2 separate regions of the Homo sapiens genome follow, and region 2 is linked to region 1. Evidence: chromatin contacts called from ENCODE Hi-C or POLR2A ChIA-PET data. All regions are on one chromosome and are shown on one strand. The core of a region is the stretch at or near the end of the contact, and the rest is flanking DNA. Distances in the headings are between cores, read along the strand shown.

Evidence for each region. Hi-C counts contacts between places; a loop is a spot of excess contacts on that map. ChIA-PET counts read pairs that join two places held with the same protein, here RNA polymerase II (POLR2A). Pooled maps may share reads with other maps.
Region 2: a loop to region 1 is called in a pooled map, with 6 times the contacts of the local background. The contact joins two enhancer-like sites. A Hi-C loop is called at or near these places in 3 of 37 single-sample maps with no recorded cell type and 4 of 50 pooled maps. POLR2A ChIA-PET finds 5 or more read pairs at or near these places in 5 of 52 experiments (AG04449, BJ, HCT116 and 2 more).

What each region holds. Positions count from the first base shown.
Region 1 is chr15:88,979,182-88,985,346 of GRCh38, forward strand. No RefSeq gene overlaps it. Among named protein-coding and RNA genes, the nearest start is that of CARMAL, 59 kb to the right of the region's middle. Within about 2 kb of position 3,464, at least 14 of the 41 ENCODE cell types and tissues checked have a DNase peak (open chromatin) inside an H3K27ac peak, as active enhancers do.
Region 2 is chr15:89,065,721-89,071,885 of GRCh38, forward strand. CARMAL (coronary artery disease region linked MFGE8 regulatory lncRNA) reads left to right here. Exons shown (of 4, transcript NR_183882.1): 2 at 4,371-4,471. It also overlaps a transcript of ABHD2 not described here. Among named protein-coding and RNA genes, the nearest start is that of ABHD2, 20 kb to the right of the region's middle. RefSeq lists enhancers at 2,513-2,562, 2,613-2,662. Within about 2 kb of position 2,696, at least 4 of the 41 ENCODE cell types and tissues checked have a DNase peak (open chromatin) inside an H3K27ac peak, as active enhancers do.

The DNA.
Region 1 (6,165 bases), core at 2,214-4,713:
GATCACTTGAACTCGGGAGCTTGAGACCAGCCTGGGCAAAATGACAAAGCCCTGTCTCTACAAAAAAATACAAAAAACAAAATTAGCTGGGCATGGTGGTGCACACCTGTAGTCCAAGCTACTTGTGGGGGGCTGAGGCAAGAGGATCACTTGAGCCCAGGAGGTCGAGGCGGCAGTGAGCCATGTTTGTGCAACTGCATTCCAGGCTGGGTGACAAAGTGAGACCCTGTTTCAACAACAATAATAATAATAATAATAATAATAATAGTACATCATGTGTCACAAACAGCATTTCAGTAAACAATGGATTGCATATATGACAGTGGTCCCATAAGATTATAATGGGGCCAGGTGCGGTGGGTCCCTCCTGTAATCCCAGCATTTTGGGAGGTCGAGGCAGGTGGATCACCTGAGGTCGGGAGTTCGAGACCAGCCTGACCAATATGGAAAAACCCCATCTCTACTAAATGCGGGGGTCTGTCCTGCAGACCCTGACCCAACAATGGATGAATAATGTACATTGACATATAGATATTCTGCTTTGCCAATCCGGCTGAGTGTCCGTGCCACTTACAGACACCAAGGAAGGTTCTGTACAGAGTCAGCAGCCATGGCCTCGACTTATCAGCGAGACTTGCATTCAGTAAGGATTAATTGAGAAAGGTCGTGAGTAAACACACCTGTGGGTAAGTAATTAACCTGGTCGCCCCCACCCTGGAGGGAGCTACCACGCACCGGTGAATGATCAAAGGTTGGTCTTAAGACCACATGAATAAACAAGCTAGTTAGATAAACTACTCTACCTTCCTTTGTACCCACTTTAAGCTATTTACTCAAGGTAAGAATTAGGTTGCCTTCAGCCATAACCTTATCCTGAGACTTTTGCAAAAACCTTCAGGCCTTCCAAGAAGGTTTGTGGCTTATAATTTTCCCCACCAACCTGACTGAACCCCCACAACTAAAAATACAAAATTAGCTGGGCATGGTGGTGCATGCCTGTAATCCCAGCTACTCAGGAGGCTGAGACACGAGAATCGCTTGAACCTGGGTTGCGGTGAGCCAAGAGTGCACCATTGCACTCCAGCCTGGGCAACAAGAGCAAAATTCCGTCTCAAAAAAAAAAAATTATAATGGAACTTAAAATTCCTATCACCTAGTGACATTATAGCTGCTGACATTATTCACATGTTGAGGGTGATAGCACAACATATTACTTGTATGTTTGGGGTGATGCTGGTGTAAACAAACCCACTGTGCTGTAGTCATACAAACATGTATAGTAATGTCCTAGGCCTTCATATTCACTCACTGTTTACTGATGAACTCACTCAGAGCAACTTCTAGTCCTGCAAACTCCATTCATGGTAAGTGCCCTATATACATGTACCATATGTATACCATACCATTTTTTTCTTTTCTTTTTTGAGATGGGGTCTTGCTGTGTTGCCCAGGCTGATCTCAAACTCCTAGTCTCAAGTGATCATCCTTCCTCAGCCTCCCAAGAAGCTAGGACTACAGGTACATGCCATCAGGCCTGGCTAATTTTTTTTAAAAATTTTAGGGACGGGGTCTCACTATGTTGCCCAGGCTAATCTTGAACTCCTGGCCTCGAGCATTCCTTCTGCCTTGGCCTCCCAAAGCACTAGGATTACAGTCAGGAGCCATCACGCCGGGCCCATTTTTAATCTTTTTTACAGTATTTTTACTGTACCTTTTCTATGTTTAGACATGTTTAGATACACAAAACTTACCATTGTGTTACAATTGCCTACAGTATTCAGTACAGTAACATGCTATACAGGTTTGTAGCCTAGGAGCAATAGGTTACACCATATAGCCTAGGTGTGTAGTAGGCCATGCCATCTACGTTTGTGTAGGACACTCTATGATGTTCTCACAACAAAGAAATCACCTAATGATGCATTTCAAAGAGCATATCCCTGTTGTTAAGTGATGCATGATCATGCTTATCACACAGAGTAACTATAAAGATTAAAAGAGATAATATATTTAATGATTTAAAATAGTGCCTGAGTTGGGCATGATGGCTCATGCCTGTAATCCCAACACTTTGAGAGGCTGAGGTGGGAGGATTGCTTGAGCCCAGGAGTTCAAGACCAGTCCTGGTAACATAGCAAGACTCTATCTCTATAAAAAATTTAAAAAGGAGCCGGGAGTGGTGGCATGAGCCTGTAGTCCCAGCTACTCAGGAGGCTGAGGTGGGAGGATTGCTTGAGCCTGGGAGATTGAGGCTGCACTGAGCCATGGTCATACCACTGCATTCCAGCCTGGGCGACAGAGGAAGACCTTGTCTCCATCAATCAATCAATGAAATAGTTTCTGGCACATAGAAAGTCCCGAATAATATATAGTAGCTACTTCTTTGGAACGTATGACTGCAGAATTTATTTTTCTCCTTTTTTTCCTTTTAAATACGTAACCACTTCAGAAAACTCAATTTACAAAAACCCAAATTTTGGAAGCGAGAATAAGCCAGTGGGTAATAATTCTAGTTATAAAATGACTCACTAACCATTGTTAGGCTCTTTACATTTTTACTTGATGTCTTAAAAGCAGTGATCCATCCACTGAGCAAACACAATGATTGAGACACTATAAATGCTTTGAAATCCTGAGAGGGCAGACCCTGCGGAGAACAGGAATAAACGGACCTTTGGCATCCTGTGCGGCTCCTGTCGAAGTGCTGGAAGCCAGAAGGGGCTTCTCACTCACTGGACTGAAGAGGGATTCACCATCTTCCCAGCTAGACCCCAAGTCCTGAGCCTCACATTCCTTTAACTTCCTCTTCCCTCCAGCCAACCCAGTCCATTTGGAAATTCCTAGAATTTCAGCCTGATCCTTCCTCAAGAACAAAGTGGGGCCAGGCGCGGTGGCTCACACCTGTAATCCTAGCACTTTTGGAGGCCGAGGTGGGTGGATCACCTGAGGTCGGGAGTTTGAGACCAGTCTGATCAACATGGAGAAAACCCATCTCTACTAAAAATACAAAATTAGCTGGGCGTGGTGGTGCATGCCTGTAATTCCAGTTACTCGGGGGGCTGAGGCAGGAGAATTGCTTGAACCTGGGAGGCGGAGGTTGCAGTGAGCCAAGATCACGCCATTGCACTCCAGCTTGGGCAACAAGAGCGAAACTCCAGCTCAAAAAAAAAAAAAAAAAAGAACAAAGTGGGAGGCAGCATTTCCTGCCGAGGCCTTCTGACCTGGCATCAGATAAGCTGGCTCTAGACAAGGGTGACGGCCCTGAATCAGATGGCTCTGGCACTGCATCTAAGGGGACAGGGCACACTGGGTCAGAACAGACCTTCTGGCACGGGGCAGTGTAGGATGGACAGCCCCACTGTCCCTGAAGGTTGCTAGAGCTGCAGCCGCAGCCCCAGCCCCAGGCCCCTGCTAGAGCTCCCAGGAGGACTCCCTGTAGCCAGATATTCCATGATGCTGTGGGAACTGGCCTGAGTCCAGAGGTCTTCTGAAATTCTGAGTCAATCCTCAGGAGAGGAAGTATCCACTAGGCGTGGGAGCCTGAGTGACCATTTAAAAAGCTGCAGAGAGCCCAGAGCCACCTGTAGTCCCAGCATACGGCCCAGAGGTTCCTGTGGCCCAGCACTCTCTGGGCTGTGGTTGACACAGCTCAGAGAGCAAAATCATAGCTAACCCTAACATAATAGCAGCTCACTCTCACTTCCTTAAGAAGAGTCCTGCTTTAAGCATTGTATTAGTTTCCTGTGGATGCTGTAATAAATTGCCAGACACTGGGTGGCTTAAAACAACAAGAACTTATTTTCTCACAGTTCTGGAAACCGGAACCTGAAAAGGTATTTGGCTGGGCCAAGCTCCCTCCAAAGGCTCAAGAGGAGACTCCTTCCTTGACCCTTCTAGCTCCTGGTGGCCCCAGGTGTTCTTTGGTGTGTGGCTGCCTCACTCCAACCTCCTCCTCCCTGCATGTCTCCTCCTCCCTGCATGTCTCCTCCTCTTCTGCCCCTGTCATTGTCATTGGATTTAGGGCCCACTTGGATAATCCAAGATGATCTCCTTATCTCAAGATCCCTGACTTAATTACATCTGCAAAGACTCTTTTCCCAAATAAGGTGACATTCACAGGTTTTGGGGTTAGAACATGGACCTCTCTGTTACGTGTACTAACTTCTATCCTCACAACAACCCTATTTTAAAAAGTGCTCTTATTTGATAGATGGAGAACTCAGGTATAGGCAGTTAAGGAATTTGGCCGAGGTCACACAGCCAGGAGGTAGCATAGTCACTATATCATATTGCCCCTCCCATAAGTCCTGGGGTCCCAGACACAAGAGCGTTCCCACAAGAGTGACTAAGGGGGTCTGGGACACAGGAAGCCAAACCTTGTTACATAACCTCGCCATTCCATACACACCTGGACATTTGATGAAATGACTGAAATAATATTCAAATAGATGAAGGGCTGGGCACAGTGGCTCATACCAGTAATCCCAGCATTTTGGGAGGCCAAGACAAGAAGATCGCCTGAGCCCAGGAGGTCAGGACCAGCCTGAGGAACATAACGAGATCCCGTATCTATAAAAAATTTAAAAATTAGCCGAGTGTGATGGTGCATGCCTGTAGTCCCAGGTACTCAGAAGGCTGAAGCTGGAGGATTGCTTGAGCCCAGGAAGTTGAGGCTGCAGTGAGCCGTGATCGTGCCACTGTGCTCCAGCCTAGGCGACAGGGCAAGACCCTGTCTCTAAATAAATAAATAAATAAAAATGAAATAAAATGGATGAGAGTGCCATGAGGAAGGATTTCAGGTAAAAGGACAAGTGCCATTTCATTCACACTTCCCATTGGGAATGGCGTCTGGAACTTGGTAAGCACTGAATCCATGCTGGTCATTATCATGCACATTCCTAGCAGCCAGGGAACAAGAAGGGGAGAACTAGCACAATGGGAGACACAGTCTCTCTATCCTTGCAGGTGGCCCTTGCCTGGCAGGCTCTGGTACCAGTCTGACCTGACACCTCTGCACCCTCTCCTATAGGGAAACTGAGGCATGGTGACATAAAATTAGAATCTGAGTTACGCAACTAAAATCAAACCAATGTTCCTAAGTTAATCATAGAATTAGCGGCGTAATCCAGCAATTCCACTCCCAGGTATTCAACTCCTAAGAACTGAAAACAAGTGTTCGAACAAAAACGTATACACAAATGTTCACAGCAACATTCTTCACAATAGCCAAAAGGTAGAAACAACTAGATGTCACCAACCAATAAATGGATAAAAGTGGAATATCCATGCAATGAAATATTATTCAGTCATAAAAAGGAATGAAGTACTACATGCTACAACATGAACCAACCTAAGAAACATTCTGCTAAGTGAAAGAAGACAGATACAAAAGGCCTTATATTGTATAATGCCATTTATTTATTTTTTAATTTGTTTTTGAGATGGAGTCTCACTCTGTCACCCAGGTAGGAGTGCAGTGGCACCATCTCAGCCCACCGCAACCCCCACGCCCTGGGTTCAAGTGATTCTCCTGCCTCAGCCTCTGTAGTAGCTGGGACTACAGGTACCACCACCATGCCTGGCTAATTTCTGCATTTTTAGTAGAGACGGGGTTTCACCATTTTGGCCAGGATGGTTTCGATCTCCTGACCTCCTGATCCACCTGCCTCGGCCTCTCAAAGTGCTGGGATTACAGGCGTGAGCCACCGCACCCAGCCGTATGATGCCATTTATATGAAATACCCAGACTAGGCAAATCTGTAGAGACAGAAAATAGATTGGTGGTTGCAGGGGGTAGGGGAAAAGGGGAGTGGGGAATGACGGCTTCATAGGTAGAAAGATTTCCATTTGGAATGTTGGAATGATGGAATATGCTGGAACTAGATAGTGGGTAAGTTTGCACAAAATTGTGAATGTACTAAGTGCTACTGAGTTATACACTTAAAATGGTTAAATGGCATGACTGGGTATGATGGCTCATGCCTATAATCCAGTGTTTTGGGAGTACAAAGCAGGAGGATGCCTTGAGGCCAGGAGTTGGAGACCAGCCTGGGCGACATAGTGAGACTCAGCCTCTACCAAAAATTTTAAAAAATAAAATTAGCTGGGCATGGCGGTGTTCCTGGACCAAACTGAGGGTCAGTCTGCTATTTCTCGAGGCCCAGT
Region 2 (6,165 bases), core at 1,446-3,945, 86 kb after region 1:
CTCTAGCTTTGGTTATCTTCAAGCATGTGCTAACTCTTTCCTTCCAGAAGCCCCCCATGATATAGAAATAACAGCACTCTGCTTGCTTCTGTCCTAATGCAGGATCCCAGGGAAAAGGAAGACTTCCTTGGTAATTGCAGAGAATGGAATCTGAGGCTAGTATACTGGTATTATCTACCATTTACATAATACCTGCTATGTTCCTGGCACTTTACATACATTATCTGAAGAGTACATTTTATTACTTTTGCACATAAGGAAACTCGGGTTCAATCATGCATCCAAAGACATTAACGAGTGAATGATTGATTCAGAGTTTGGACCAGGTGTGTGCATCACTAAAATGTTTGTGTTTGTGACCATTCCTCTATATCCTCTCTTTGGAAAGAGAAAGCTATGCAATATTTAGGATTTTTTCCCTGAGTTTCCTAGATCTGCTGTAACAAAGTACCACAAACCTGGGGGCTTAAAACAACGGAAATTTGTTCTCTCACAGTTCTGGAGGCTAGAAGTTCAAAATCATGGTTCCTTCTGAGGGGTATGAAGGAGGATCCCTTTCTTGCCTCTCTCCTCTCTTCAGGTAGTTGCTGGCAATCCTTAGTGGTATTGGTTTGTAGATGCATCATTCCAGCATCTGCACTTGGCCCTCTTCCCTGTGTATCTCTCCGTATTCAAATCTCCTCCTCCTTTCTCTTATAAAGATACCAGTCTTTGGCCTTAGGGCCTACCTTAATCCAGTATGACCTCATCTTAACTTGATTACATCTGCAAAAGACCCTATTTCCAAATAAGGTCACATTCACAGATACCAGGGGTTAGGACTTGAACATATATTTTGGGGGGACACAATTCAACCCAATACCTTGGGCATCCTTGTCACCAAGGCATTCTCCTATCATATTTCCTTCCCAAGGCCTGGAGGAACATGGCTGCCTGCTCACACAAGTAAATAGGAGGTGCTGGAGGTCTTAAGCCACAGCAGGAGGGCTGGGCAGAAACCTGTGCTCAGCAAGATACCTTTTCAGTGAAGGGTACCTGTTGCGGCAGGCCAAGAGAGCCACGGGCCAGCCAAGAGGCCAAGTCAAGCTGTAGTGAAACAGTTCCCTTTGGTGTCTGCAGCTGAGTGCCTGATTGCACAGTGGCATGGCACAGCTGTGTTAGTCGTCCTTTCTCCAGATGCCATGAAGTCTGGAAAATGTGTCTGGATACTTGTGAGGTCACCATACTTAGGGAGTTTGGACTCTGAATAAACAAGCGGCAGAAAGTCTTGAGATTCACAGCTCTTTCTGCTCCAGATTCTATACAGTTGAGGAAGGAGATGTGAATTGATGGTGGGGCCCCATGTTGGGGTGATCAGACCCAACACCAGGCCATGGGGGCTACGAAGTCCAGTGGAGTTAAAGGAATGAGACAAGACAAGAGTGCATAAAGTGGGATCAGGGGGCCAATGCTAGTATGGAGGCTGCTAAGGCCCGGAGCTCTGGAAGCCCACACTATTTATTGGTGATCAAACAAAGAAGCAGGTGGTGAGGATGTGGGGGTTGAAAGAAAGCAGTGTATCAAGCACATGATCTACAACTGTGACAGTTTAGCATTTTCTTTGAAGCATATGGAACATGTTCTGCTACTTGAGATAATGGGAAACATGTTCTTCTAGTTTAAGTTACAATCGATCTAATAGCCTGGGAGTGCTAGAAGCAAGAAGCCAGCAAGTCTAGACACATTCCAGAGGCCACAAGGAGTTTTAAGCCCTGAGCCCTGGATTCTGTCCAAGCCACAAGGGGTTTTATGCCCTGGGCTTAGATTGTGGTGTGGCAGGGCAGGTTTCCACCCTTTGGCACAGAGCTTGGTGTTCCAAAGGCCATGAGGGGTTTTAGACCCTGGACCCCAGGCATGTTCCAAGACTGTTTTACATTATGTCAGCCATGCAAGCCCTGCCTCAGCCTTTTTCCCAATACTCAGCTTTTCTCGAACACCCCAGATGTCTTCTGTGAGACCTGGCTGGAGTTCTACAGCACCTCCTGCCTGCTACTATCCTAACACTCTGTGGAGCAAACTCTATTCACTTGTTCTCCATCTTTTCCTTCTGGGCTCTGAGAGTCCAAACCTTGAGGTAGGTACCATGACACATTGGGGTCTCCACTCACAGCCTGATGCCTGTAGATGATCAGCCACTGTGTAATGAATGAACTCATTCTTCAATAAACCAGTGAATGATCACATGAAAGAAACGGTCTAGTGGGACTCTCTGGCCACAAATACTGAATCACCTTCCTCTTCTTTACCATAGAAGAAGGGAGAATTTCTTTCTCAAAGACCAAACCCTAGACTTCATAGTCTTTTTCTGTTTTTCTCCCCTACAGGACTTCTACCCCTCAGGGTCTCCCACAGAGCATTCTGTGGGCAACTAACCATCTAATGTTATTTTTATAGGGCCCAAGGGAGAAATTCTTATACATACACACATGTGCGCGTGCACACACACACACACACACACACACAAACTCTGTGTGTGTGCATGTATAAATGATTTCAGTTATGTACTGCTACATAACAAACCACCCCTAATGTAAGTAGCACAAAACAACCATTTTATTTTGCATACAGAGTCTTTGAGTCAGGAAATTAGACAGCAACTAGCAGGGGTGGCTAGCCTCTGCTCCCTGGTGTCTGAGACCTCAGCTGGAAAGACTTGAAAGCTGAGAATGACTCAACAATTGGGGGCTAGAGTCATCCGGAGGCGTCTTCACCCACATGTCTGGTGGTTTGGCTGGAACCTCAGCTGGGCTTTCAGCCCAAACACCTACACGTGGTCCCTCCATGTGTTCTCTCCACACGGGCTAGCTGGGCTTCATCAGACTAGCTGGTAACTGGGGTCCAAGGGAAGGTGTCCCGAGAAAGCAAAGCACAAGTGCATGGCATTTTTATGACCTGGCCTCAGAAGTCACAGAGCACCATATGGCATCATATGATATTGGTCAAGGTTACAGAGTTTTCCCAGGTTCAAGGCATGAGGAAGTGGGCAAGCTTCCTCTTTTTTTTTTTTTTTTTTTTTTTTTTTTTGTCAAGAGGGAGTCTCTCTCTGTTGCCCAGGCTGGAGTGCAGTGACTAGATCTTAGCTCACTGCAACCTCCACCTCCCGGGTTCAAGTGATTCTCCTGCCTCAGCCTCCTGAGTAGCTGGGACTACAGGCGCATGCCACCACACCCTGCTAATTTTTGTATTTTTAGTAGAAATGGGGTTTCACCATATTGGCCAGGCTGGTCTTGAACTCCTGACCTTGTGATCCACTCACCTCAGCCTCCCAAAGGCAAGCTTCTAGAACAGCACATGGACAGAAGATATTGGTATGTCACTTGGAAAACAGTCTGGCAAGCTCTTTTTTTCTTTTCTTTTCTTTTCTTTTTTTTTTTTTTTTTTAAAGAGATAGGATCTCTCTCTGTTGCCCAGGCTGGAGCACAGTGGCACAATCATAGCTCACTGCAGCCTCAAACTCCTGGGCTCACAAGCAATCCTCCTGTCTCAGTCTCTAGAGCAACTGGAACTATAGGCATGCACAACCACGCCTGGCTAATTAAGTAAATTTTTTTAAAGATGAGGTCTCACTATTTTTCCAAGGCTGGCCTCAAACTCCTGGCCTCAAATGATTCTCCCACTTCAGCCTTCCAAGTAACTGGGATTACAGGCATAATCTTTTTCTTTAAGTTGTAAAATTCACACACAAGACAGTAAATATAATTTAGTAGTTTAGAACTCTCCAATTGTGTTTCTCTGACCCTCGATCGAAAGTAACCACCCTTGTGAGTTTTGTGTTACTCATGTTCTTGCTTTCTTTATAATTTTGCCACTCCAGGTTTTTTCCTAAATAATATATTGTTTAGTTTTGCCTGCTTGCAAACTTTGTAAAAATGGAATCACACAGAAGCATTCTCCTGTCATCTTGTTCATTTACTCTTTTTTTTTTTTTTTTTTTTTTTGAGATGGAATCTTGCTCTGTCACCCAGGCTGGAGTGCAGTGGCATGATCTCAGCTTACTGCAACCTCTGCCTCCCAGGTTCAAGTGATTCTCCTGCCTCAGCCTCCCAAGTAGCTGGGATTACAGGTGCGTACCACCATGCATGGCTAATTTTTGTATTTTTAGTAGAGACAGGGTTTCACCATGTTGGCCAGGTTAGTCTTGAACTCCTGGCCTCAAGTGATCCACCTGCCTCGACCTCCCAAAGTGCTGGGATTATAGGCATGAGCCACCATGCCCTGCTATTTACTCTTGTATCATGAAGAAAGGGTAGGCTTGGTTGTGTTGTGGTAACAAACATCACCAAAATCTCAGTGGCTTATAACTCCAGTTATTTCTCACTTATACTATACAGATGTTGTGGATTGGCTGTAACTCTGCTCTGGGATCCAGGCTGAAGGAGCAGGCTCTATCTGGAACATTACTAGTCTCCAGGCAGAAGAAAAAGAGACAATGGTGAGCCATGTGATTTTTCTTCAAACTCCTCCTCAGAAGTGACATGTGTTCATTCTGCTCCCATTCTATTGGCCAAAGCAAGTCACATGGCTAAGCCTAAGTTCAGTGGGTTACAAATATAATCCCTATGTAGAAAGCGACCTGGAAGGAACACTCCTAGAGGGGCAACAGATATTTTGAAATAGTATCACAAGCTACCGTAGTATCCCTCCTTGTCACAATTATTTGCATCCCTAATACAAGCATCAGACATTAAGTCCAAGATCTCATGGTAGTTCCTACATTGGGTCTGGATGTGGTTTCCTCTTGGTCTGGAGATGCGGAACTAAGAAGTCTAGTTATCAGCCCTCCACATACCCCATGGGCCAAAGAAGAACAGGGATGGGGTAATCTCAATAAACACTCAGCAGATCTGGGGGAAGGCCTGAGGTTCTGCATTTCTAACATTATTTAGAAAGGAAAGAATGAGAGACATGATATTGGTCAAGGTTACACAGTGTTTACAGGTTCAAGGCATGAGGGAGTGGGCAAGCCTCTAGAATAGCATGTGGACAGCAGATATGGGTAATCATTGATCTATGGACATCTTGAAATTCCACTGGGCTGACATCATAAGGGGCCCCCTATCCTGGGGATAGGGAATATTTCTAGATTAGGTCTTAGTCCTGCCCCTGGAGGAAGGGGGTTCCTCATGCCATTCTCTTTCATGGCCTTTGGCTCTGCCGTCCGGAAGGGCCTTCCTTTTCTATTTTCCTCCTAATGAAGGCGTGTGCCTTCCTGAAGTGTGCCCCCCGCTTGCTCTCTGTGGTAGACTGCATTATTAAATACTCATTGCTCCTCTCCATGGGTCTGTTTTGCTGAACCCTAATTAACCTCAGTAGGGAAGGCACCAGGTTCAAGAGGTCAAAGAAGAGACCCAAAGGTAGCAAATAAGACATGGGGTTTTGGCCGGGCACGGTGGCTCACACCTGTGATCCCAGCACTTTGGGAGGCCAAGGCGAGTGGATCACCTGAGGTCAGGAGTTCAAGACCAGCCTGGCCAACATGGTGAAACCCCATCTCTACTAAAAATATAAAAAATTAGCTGGGCATGGTGTCAAGCGCCTATAATCCCAGCTACTTGGGAGGCTGAGGCAGGAGAACCGCTTGAACCCGGGAGGTGGAGGTTGCAGTGAGCCAAGATTGTGCCTTTGCATTCCAGCCTGGGCAACAAGAGCAAAACCCCGTCTCAAAAGAAAAAAAAAGACATAGGGTTTTATTTGGGGCTTACATACAGGGGAGAGTCTCCAGCAGTGGCAGACTGGACAGGAAAAACGCAACCACTTGCAAACAGCATGCAGTTTATACAGTATTTTCACTTAAAACCCTCCCCTTAACAACCTTCACCTGGTAACCTGCATTTAACCTAAAACAAATGGCCTCCATCCCTTATACGGCCCACATTCCACCAGACAGGAAGGGAGTGGGGTGGAGCTCACATGTTCCTCATAGACAGGAAGGAATCTCTGGGTTGGCCACTCCCAGATTCCCTAGCTCAGAGCACACACTCAGGTGCGTCTGCCATACAGGGTCATTCTAAGGGTATGCTTAAGTTATTGCTATTGGGTATGTTTATCCTACAGGGTCCCTCAATACTGGACGATTATAATGCTCACTCCCTGATGACAAACTTGGTCATATGACTTTTTTGGCCA